2 separate regions of the Homo sapiens genome follow, and region 2 is linked to region 1. A link is a contact called in ENCODE Hi-C or POLR2A ChIA-PET data. All regions are on one chromosome and are shown on one strand. Each heading gives the region's core, a stretch centred on a gene start or an enhancer-like site at or near the end of the contact. The rest is flanking DNA. Distances are from core to core; before and after follow the strand shown.

What was found. A loop is a pair of places that touch in the nucleus more often than their neighbours do. ChIA-PET counts read pairs that join two places held with the same protein, here RNA polymerase II (POLR2A). Pooled maps may share reads with other maps.
Region 2: a map of OCI-LY7 shows a loop between it and region 1 (5-fold over the local background). The contact joins two enhancer-like sites. A Hi-C loop is called at or near these places in 1 of 168 maps with a recorded cell type or tissue (OCI-LY7), 5 of 37 single-sample maps with no recorded cell type and 1 of 50 pooled maps. POLR2A ChIA-PET finds 5 or more read pairs at or near these places in 1 of 52 experiments (GM12878).

The regions. Positions count from the first base shown.
Region 1 is chr7:35,726,669-35,731,020 of GRCh38, reverse strand. No RefSeq gene overlaps it. Among named protein-coding and RNA genes, the nearest start is that of LINC03013, 12 kb to the right of the region's middle. RefSeq lists enhancers at 479-728, 1,639-1,738, 2,189-2,338. Within about 2 kb of position 1,665, at least 9 of the 41 ENCODE cell types and tissues checked have a DNase peak (open chromatin) inside an H3K27ac peak, as active enhancers do; they include OCI-LY7, where a contact is called at or near this core.
Region 2 is chr7:36,190,163-36,194,589 of GRCh38, reverse strand. All of the region lies in intron 2 of EEPD1 (endonuclease/exonuclease/phosphatase family domain containing 1), which reads right to left. Among named protein-coding and RNA genes, the nearest start is that of EEPD1, 39 kb to the right of the region's middle. Within about 2 kb of position 2,354, at least 7 of the 41 ENCODE cell types and tissues checked have a DNase peak (open chromatin) inside an H3K27ac peak, as active enhancers do; they include OCI-LY7, where a contact is called at or near this core.

The DNA.
Region 1 (4,352 bases), core at 416-2,915:
CCCAGGCTAGAGTGCAGTGGCGCGATCTTGGCTCACTGCAATCTCTGCCTCTCAGGTTTCAAGCGATTCTCCTGCCTCAGCCTCCTGAGTAACTGGGATTACAGGCGTGTGCCACCATGCCTGGCTAATTTTTGTATTTTTTTTAGTAGAGATGGGATTTCACCATGTTGGTCAGGCTGGACTCGAGCTCCTGACCTCATGATCTGCCCACCTCAGCCTCCCAAAGTGCTGGGATTACATGCATGAACCACTGCGCCCGGCTAAACCATGGCTGTTTTTAAAGCCTGTGCTCATAAACACCTCACTGTCACATGGTCTTCCTCTTGCTACAAGCAGCTGAGCTTAGTATAAGAAAATAGCATTTCTCACACCAGTCTTTCTTTATGGTTAACCAGACCACTAGACCTTCAGACGGCCTTCGTGGGTTGCAGGTTGAGTGTTTGTTGACAGAAAGGGATAAAGAACAAAGTCATAATGCATGTGATATATGGGGAAGTGAAAGAACAACTTTAAGTCCATTTGGTTAAGAATAGGAATATGAACTTATGAGGCCAACCCCACCTGGGGTTTCTGGCGTGGGAAGGGGCTGCCTCATCAGTGCAGGGTCACCCATAAGCAGGCATGGGCACTGGCAGAGCAGGGGCACCAAAAGAATCCCAGTACCATTACATGGGTGATGTTGGCTATTTGATATTTTGAAAAACATCTAAAATGTGTCATTGTAGGAAAAACCAGAACTTTGCTGGACTTCTTTACAGGCATGTGCATGATGGCATTGTTTCCTACATTAAATTACGTATGGAAGCACCATCAACTTTGCAGTGCCCAGAGTCTCTGAAGATCTTAATCTGGCCCTGCCGATCATGGTTGATGGGGCAGTGAACTCATTTCATCTATCATATACTTTCAAATATGTGTGTGTGTGTGTGGGTGGGTGGGGGGTTCCCATTATGTAATAAGAGGTAAATGGGATAAGAACAGTTTCTGTGTAAATCCTTGAGGAATAATAGTGGTCTTTGGGGAAGGTTGGTCTAATTCAGTTATTAACATTGGGGTTAGTGTTCTGAAAAGCTCCTATTCCTCCTTCAACACTTTCCCTGCGGTTACCTTTGTGAAGCTTTCTTTTCCCAGCTCCCTGCTCTTGCTTCCCCCAGCAATTATCAACTCCTCTTCTGTGCCATAGGTATTATATTTATCACATTGCATCATGCTCCCTTTTATTCACTTCTGATTCCCTGTGAGGCTCAGAGCTCCTGGAAATATGTCTCTTGTTCATTATCTTATCTCATTCATCTTTGTATCTAGCACAGTCCCTGAGACCTGCTGGAGGCTCTGAGATTATGCCACAGACAGTTTAAAACCAGACTCTGGAGGCTAGGGGAGTTTCTAAGAAAAAGATGTCCTTTGGTGACTCCGCTTTTAAGACATGTCAGGTGTCTAACACTGGCCCCCCAGCAGGACAGATGAGCTTGATTGCCTCTAGAGCTTCTCATTTCTCCTCACAGCTTTTCTGCTAGGCTGCTCGGTGACTCACAGCAGGAAGAGGAGGCATTGGTGCTAAACTGTCCCCTAACACCTCCTCCACCATGCCCCAAAAAACCAAAAATGACAAAAAAAAAAAAAACTAGCTGAGATACTTTGGGTTGCCGGGCCCATCACTTTCTGCTTTTCAGTTCCTTATTCTGTAGAAGTCATGAGTTGAAATGGGAGACCTAAGTTTCCTTCAGGCTGTAAACTCTCTGAGTCTTTGATACTACTGCTGGGCAATGGTCATCTCATACTCCTGCCCTCCTCCCACTCTGCAGAGCAGATCAGGCCTGGTTCCCAAGGAACAAGACCTGCACCCACCCCAGCCCCTGGGCTGCCCTTCTGTAGCATGTCTTTCCTTGCTGTCTGCCTCTGTGCTCTCCTGCTGTACCTTTCATTCTGTGGATCAAGCCTGCTCTCAATGGCCATTTTAACCAGATTTTATCTCTGTAAAAATGGTAAGTGATAAATTTAGAACATTACATATACCATGATGCTATTTATGTGTTTTATTTTCAACTTCATGTGCTGGCCTTTTGTCTGCTTGCTCTCAGATCCATTCCAGACCATCCTCTATCTGGGCTTTGTATCCTTGGGAACTACATTTTCCAGGCTCATTTCCAGACTGGCTAAGGAGAGCCAGTGACAGACACTGGAGAATGAGAGGAGGGAAGAAGACAGGTTATGTCTCCCTTTCTCCCTGCTTCACATGGTGTCTGATAGGTTTCGTCCATGTCTCCACCTACTGTCAGATAGCCTCTTCCTCTACTGCTCCAGATTTAGCTGGAAGTGCTGCCATGGTCCCAGATTCTTCCAGTTGACCCAAGCTCCTGGGCTCTGGTAACTCTGCTTCCTCCCTCTGTCCCTCCAGCTCCAGGGTTGATAGTGGCTTCCTGCTGTTCTGTGGCCACTGAACTCCCCCACCATCTCTGTTAAATTCCCTCTGCTTGCAATGTCATATCTAGCACTGCTCTGCCTTCTGATTGCACTCTGACTAAAACACTCTGAATGTATGTGCACAATGTATATATGTGCAAAAACACAAATATATGAGTATTCATCTGAATATACATGTATGAAAGCACATAATGTATGAAGATATGTACATGTATGAAAACACACAGAAGAAGATCTAGAAGTTTACACATGAAACTGTTAAGAGTGGAGTGTGTGTCTGGGAAAGGAATGGGACTGGGCTGGTGTGGAGTTGTGAAGGAGGATCGCGGCTTTTTAAAAAGTAGCTTTATTGTGGCATCATTTACATATAAAAGACTATAGCTTTTATATGAGTTTGATTTTTTTTACAATGAACTTGTATTCACATGTTGCTTATATAATATGAAAAATAACTAGTTAAAAATATTAACAGCAGGAGTGGGCAATATATCAAGTGCTTTAGCCTAAGCTGTAATCCATGTAGGGAAAGCTCTGCAGAGATGCTGACATTCATAAATGTTACTATTTACCATGTTCCAGGCACTATGCTAGGCCTTGAAGGGCTATCAATATGGGCATGATCCCTCTCTGTGTTATCTGCAATAATTAAATACACAATTTGTGTCAACCTTTACTCATTATGAAGAAGTAAAGAGGGCAACACCAGGCCTAGTCTAGTCAGTGTAGGCTCCCTTGAGGCCATGACTCACCAGCTAACACCCAAAAGTTGAGTAAAAACAGCTTAGTTACTGGAGGGACATGCACAGGCAGTAGGGGACAGTCAAGCTGAGCTGATGCTGATTGCTTCCCTGGTTCCTGTGCTCAGGGAAGCTGTTCTAACAAGAGAGAGTTCTTTAGAAAGTGTTTCTCATTGGAACCTGGTGGGGGTGTGGGGGTCGCCAGTCTATTGGAAGTGTGTGTAAATTATGGGAGGAGTCTGTGAGGGCTGTCGCCATGCCTCCCACAGTGCTGGACCCACTGTCTGTACCCCAGGTGGCTCTCGCCTGAGAGGGGGAAGCCAGTGGCATGCATCTTGCAGTGATTGACAAGGCTGCTTGGAGGTGGCTCAAAAACTAAGGACACTCTGGAATCAACAATGATGCCAAAGGTGCTGATGTCCATCAACCCCCTCATCCTTTGATAGGAACAACTGACATTTTTCTCAGTCTTTAGTATAGTAGTGTGCAATGTTCAAGACAAGTCCTTTGTTCAGCTTCCATCCATATTTCCAGCCATAAGTTCTCCTTGAAAAGAAATGCTGAACCTTGTGGTTAAAAGGTACCCATGGCGCAGGCTTCATTCTTCCAGAGCTTGTATTTTTCCTCTTTTTTGCATAATTCAATTCAAATGTTTTTTGCTTGAGTCTTGGTTTTCCAAATTTATAGATGTTTCAGCTATGGCTGTCATCCCCTTATTTTATTATAAGTCACCAATCTCCTTATTTTATTGTAAGCCACCCATTTTTTTCATGAGATTAGGTTACTCACAAAGTAGCCCATTAATTGCAATTATAGTTTAATTACAGCATGTCCAGGTCTCTCCAGACCATATAAAATCAGGTTACATTTCCTTTTGATGTCCAAATTACAAAGGTAACAACATACTCTTAGCTTGACCTCAGTGTCCTCCAGCTATTTCTGGGCGTCTCCAATGGGGTGTGTCATTCGTGTTTATAAACCAGCTGCCATAACCGCATGGATCCACCTGGTCCTTTCTCTCCTGCTCTGGTTCCTCCAGGTCTGCTTTCTGCAGGGCCACATGGAAATCCTCAGTGTTGTCACAGCCCATCATGAAAGCAGTGCTGATTAAGCTCAAAACACAGTCCTGCCCTGTGCTGCCTGGTGGGGGTGAGGGAAAGCTGGTCCATTGGAAGTGTGTGAGATTCTGGG
Region 2 (4,427 bases), core at 1,105-3,604, 460 kb before region 1:
AATGTTCACAAGTTCTAGGGGGATTTGATTCAGAAGACTTAGGTTCTGATACAAGGGAAATGCAGAGGTAACAAGCCTGGGAAGGAAGGGGGCAGGAGGAGGAACCAGGATGGGGAAGTCTTCTGTGCTGCCCCCACCTTAAAAGGAAACACACTCATCTTGGAGAGGGTCACAAGGAAGAGATGGAGTAGGATGCCAGAATTACTTTGGGGTAAAAATCACTAACTCAAATATCCTGCCTCAGGTTGAAACTGGAATTCAATCATTCACTCATTCATCCATTCATTCAAGGATTTCTTCCTCCAACATGTACTTATGGTGCCTGGACCTGGATCTGAAGCTAAAGCTGTTCCCACGGAAGCCCTCAGGGCCTGGGGGATGTGCCAAATGAGAGGACATTCACTGCAAGCAGCATACTACCAAATTCAGTACTGCAGACACCCACATCCTCTTCACCACATGGAACTGGAATTCTGCAGGTCCCTCTCAGATGGACTAGGTCTTCTTTTGGCCTCACAATAGAAGTAGCCATAGTTCTTCTGTGATGAAAAGAACGCAAAATATGGAGTTCAAAGACCACACAAAATAAACCCAGAACCGGCAAGTCCTGGGACTGGTGGGGACCTGCAGGGCTCTGAGGATGCAAATGGGGATAAGAGGCTCCTGAACTCTCAAGATGCTCACATTATGTCCACAGCCTAATTTTACTGTCATCTCTCCCACAGAATGGTGTCAGGGTCCCCCAGGCCCTCCCAGAGGGAGGTGGCAGCCATAAAGAGAGGGCACCAGGATGGGTGTGGCCGCTCTGCCGCTGGCCACCTGCTGACCACGGGACCTGACGGCCTGGGTTTCTGAATTCCTCTTGGAAACATAGCCCTAGGAACATTTTCTTGATCAAGACTGCCCCTCACTGAAGGCCAAACAATACTCGCAGTGTCCACAGGCAGGGCCATCTGAAGGCCGTGGTCCCTGGAGCTTTTCTAGACACAGGACTCTCCTAGGACAGGGGACCCAGCACCTCTGGGCAGCACTCCATCAAAACACAGAAGATACACCCAGAGCCCAGCCCTGGGTGCTTCCCATGGCCTCCCTCTGCCTCTGCCTTCAGGGGACCGCACTCCCCGGGGGACCTCCCAAGGCTGGCATGAAGTGGCTGTTCTCTCCTCATCTAGCTGCATCTCTCCTTTGTCCTCCTGTGTGGCATTCCCTCTGCTCTCTGGCCATACCTCATCCCGCCTTCATTCCTCCCCTCTCCAGGCTCCAGGCTTCTGCACACTCTCCCTCTCGGGAACTCTGCTCTCTGGGCCTCTTCTCCATCTAACTTCTGCTGGTTGGCACTTCCACCTTGGCATTCCTCATCAGTTCTTCTGGGACCCTTCCCTGCCATCCCACTCACCCCAAGATGTGGTGAGCATGCCTGCTGCCAATGTCCACGGAATCCTGTGCCCCCATCATGACGCACTGCTCTGTGCCCGGCTTGCCTCCCCCACTGGGCTGGGGGTTCTTCAGTGCAGACTAGCACCCAGCAGCTTCCAGCTGAGACCATCAGAAGACAGCAGTGAAGAGTCCAGCCCTGAGCTGCCCCTCGCTGCGCATCCCCACTCCAGTGACCAAGCCCCACCCAGGAAACCGACAGAGAAGGGATGCCCTGCACAGCCTTCCACCTGGTCCGGAGATCTGGCCACCACTCATCCTCATGGAGAACATGCAGCCCAACCAGGCTACTGGAGCCAAGGACAGAAGACAGAATGCTTCCCACTCGGATGCTCTGTGTTTCTTGATCCAGAAGGTCTCTAACCGCATTCACGAAAACAACATTTAGTTCTAGTCATGGTCCAAGGAGTACCATTTTTGTTACTTCTTAGATGTTAATCTCATTTTTAAAAAAAATGTAAGGGGAGCTGGGTTATATAATAGGCTATTTCATAACCCAGGTGTGTTGAGTAAGACACAGGCCTTCGCCGGGTAAATTTCTGCGACTTGAGTTACAGGTTGGCTCACTTTGTAACAATACTGCACACTTCTCTGACTGCTGTACTTTTCAATATGTATGTAATTGTTAATTTTTTTTTTTTAAAGAAAGAGAAAGAAGAAATACATGCACACAAAAATAGACAGTGTCACTGTCCTGGAAATTGGACACAAAGAAAGGTGTCTTCCCCAGAGAAGCAGGCAGACAGAACTCCCTGCCCCATCTGGGCATGCTAGTGTTCCCTCTGCTGTTGCTCAGAAACGCATCTGGTGGAGTTTTTCTCCTCAATTCACGTGATACAAGGAGTTTGCTGCATCTGTTCTTCTGCTTTCTTCCCTTTTAAAAATAATTTGTGGTTTGTGTGTTTTTACACAATACAGATTAGCTGGCTGTGGATGCGTCACTGCTCACACGCCATCACTTACGGTGTTTAAAAATAAAAATTGCATCTGCAATGCAAAGCTCATGTGCTCCTCTTTTAGAAAAGGGTGAAGGGCTTGGGTGCCCAGTGCCTTCTTTTAAATTCGACTCAGGCCTCTGTGTGCCTGTGCAGAGCACACAGATGAGACATTTTAACCTATGGGGTTTCGACAACGCGGAAAGAGTCTCGTAAAGACTCTTGTAAAGGCTTAGACTCTTCTAAAGAAGAGCCCCTAATCTTTACCTCCTGAAACTGCCCCTTCAAACTTAAGGGCATGTAGCAGGGGTCTCACAACAGTTTAGGATCCCAGACTCCCACACCAGAAAAGACTGCAGTTCCTGGTCCATGATAGCTCCCTGAGACTAACAGAAATGAGCAATTTCCTAAAATGAAACATGTCCGATCAGACAGCAAGTGCTGCCCGCTGGAATGGTCAGGGCATAAGTCTGCGTTTGTTTTTAGTCCAAAGTGCTGAAGATTTGCACCTCCTGGGATGGCTCAAACTATAACACACCAGGCAGCTGAACACGTCACTGAATCATTCCCAGTCTGAGCCTTCTTCTCTCTTCTTCTGTGTGGGGTGAAATCTCACTGCGGAAAACCAGTTCTAGTTAGCTCCAGCCAGTCCCACCTTTGGTTTCAGCTGTCACAGGGGCCAGATGCGGCAGCCAGGATGATAGCTGCTTCCAAGCTGCCAGGATGACAGCAGCATCACTGGTGGTTCCAGAGTCTACCACAGCATCTCTGCCCCTCTCCTGCACTCTCTTGTTCTATCTGAGCCTCGTCCTCTCCCCTCCCTCTTCCCACCTCTCCAGTGTGCATACACTCTCCTCCATGCTTATCTGTCCAGCTGCTCTGCAAAGGCTTCAGCCTAATTTTCAGTTCTCAACAGAAGCCACTCTGACCTAGGAATGACCAGGCTAACCTATCTACTTGTCCTATTTACTCCCTCTTGTCATTTTAAGCACATGCTCAATTTCAGGACCAGGACCCAAGTCATCCAAGATAACAATGCTTGGCACAAACCAGGACTTCTCAGGAGAATGCTTCCCTGACAGAAATGGGGCACACTTCATGACCTGATACCAGTGTGGTCACTTCTAAGCACCATTTGATTTTATGCCACCTGGCCCAAATGAGCAAATAAAAGTTCCTAAGAGTGGACATAGAAATCATTGTAAGTCTAGAGACCTCTTAAGCCTTTTCTGGGGAAGAGGTCAGTGACCGATAGTGACTTAAGGGAAGGTGGCCTGCAAGAGACCAAAATGAGGAAGGCCGGGCATTCCGGGGGTGCTGGCTGCAAGTCATGCCTGAGCCTGTCCTGAGACACATCCCAGGAAGGATAACGACCCTTACCCCAGGGTGGGCTTCTCCTTTCTAACAGTAACCTGGGATAACCAAGCTACATGCTTTATCCCCAACCTCCCCCACTTTGAAAGAGTCATTTGTTTTATAGCTGTACCTGGATTAGTATTATTTTTGTGTGCCAGGCTTCCACTAGGTATCAGAGACTCAGAGGCCTAAAATAAACCCATTGGAACAAAGGAAGCTGCCAGATGTTTCCCCCTCTGCAAGTCTGCCAAGGTGGCCCCAAGTGCTGGTTATCACTCCCACAGATTCACCTGCATGGTGGCCCATGTCTAAAAATGGACTTGCAGCTTTGAAAAGTCAGGCAAGGACTGTTTCTTGGTCAGGATTATGTTGATTTTTGTCTGATTATGTCACAGGAATGAGAGTGGGGGATAAGACGCAGGAGTCAAATCAAGAGTCAGCCCAAACTGGAATCCATAGTTAGTATCTCACCATGTGTTATATTTGTTTGTTTGAGACAGGGTCTCGCTCTGTTGCCCAGGCTGGAGTGCAGTGGTGCAATCATAGCTCACTGTAGCCTCTGACTCCTGCATTCAAGTGATTCTCCTGTCTCAGCCTCCCAAGTAGCTGGGAATACAGGCATGAACCACCATGCCCAGCTAACTTTAAAATTTGTTGTTGAGACAGGATCTTACTATGTTGCTCAGGCAGGTCTCAAATTCC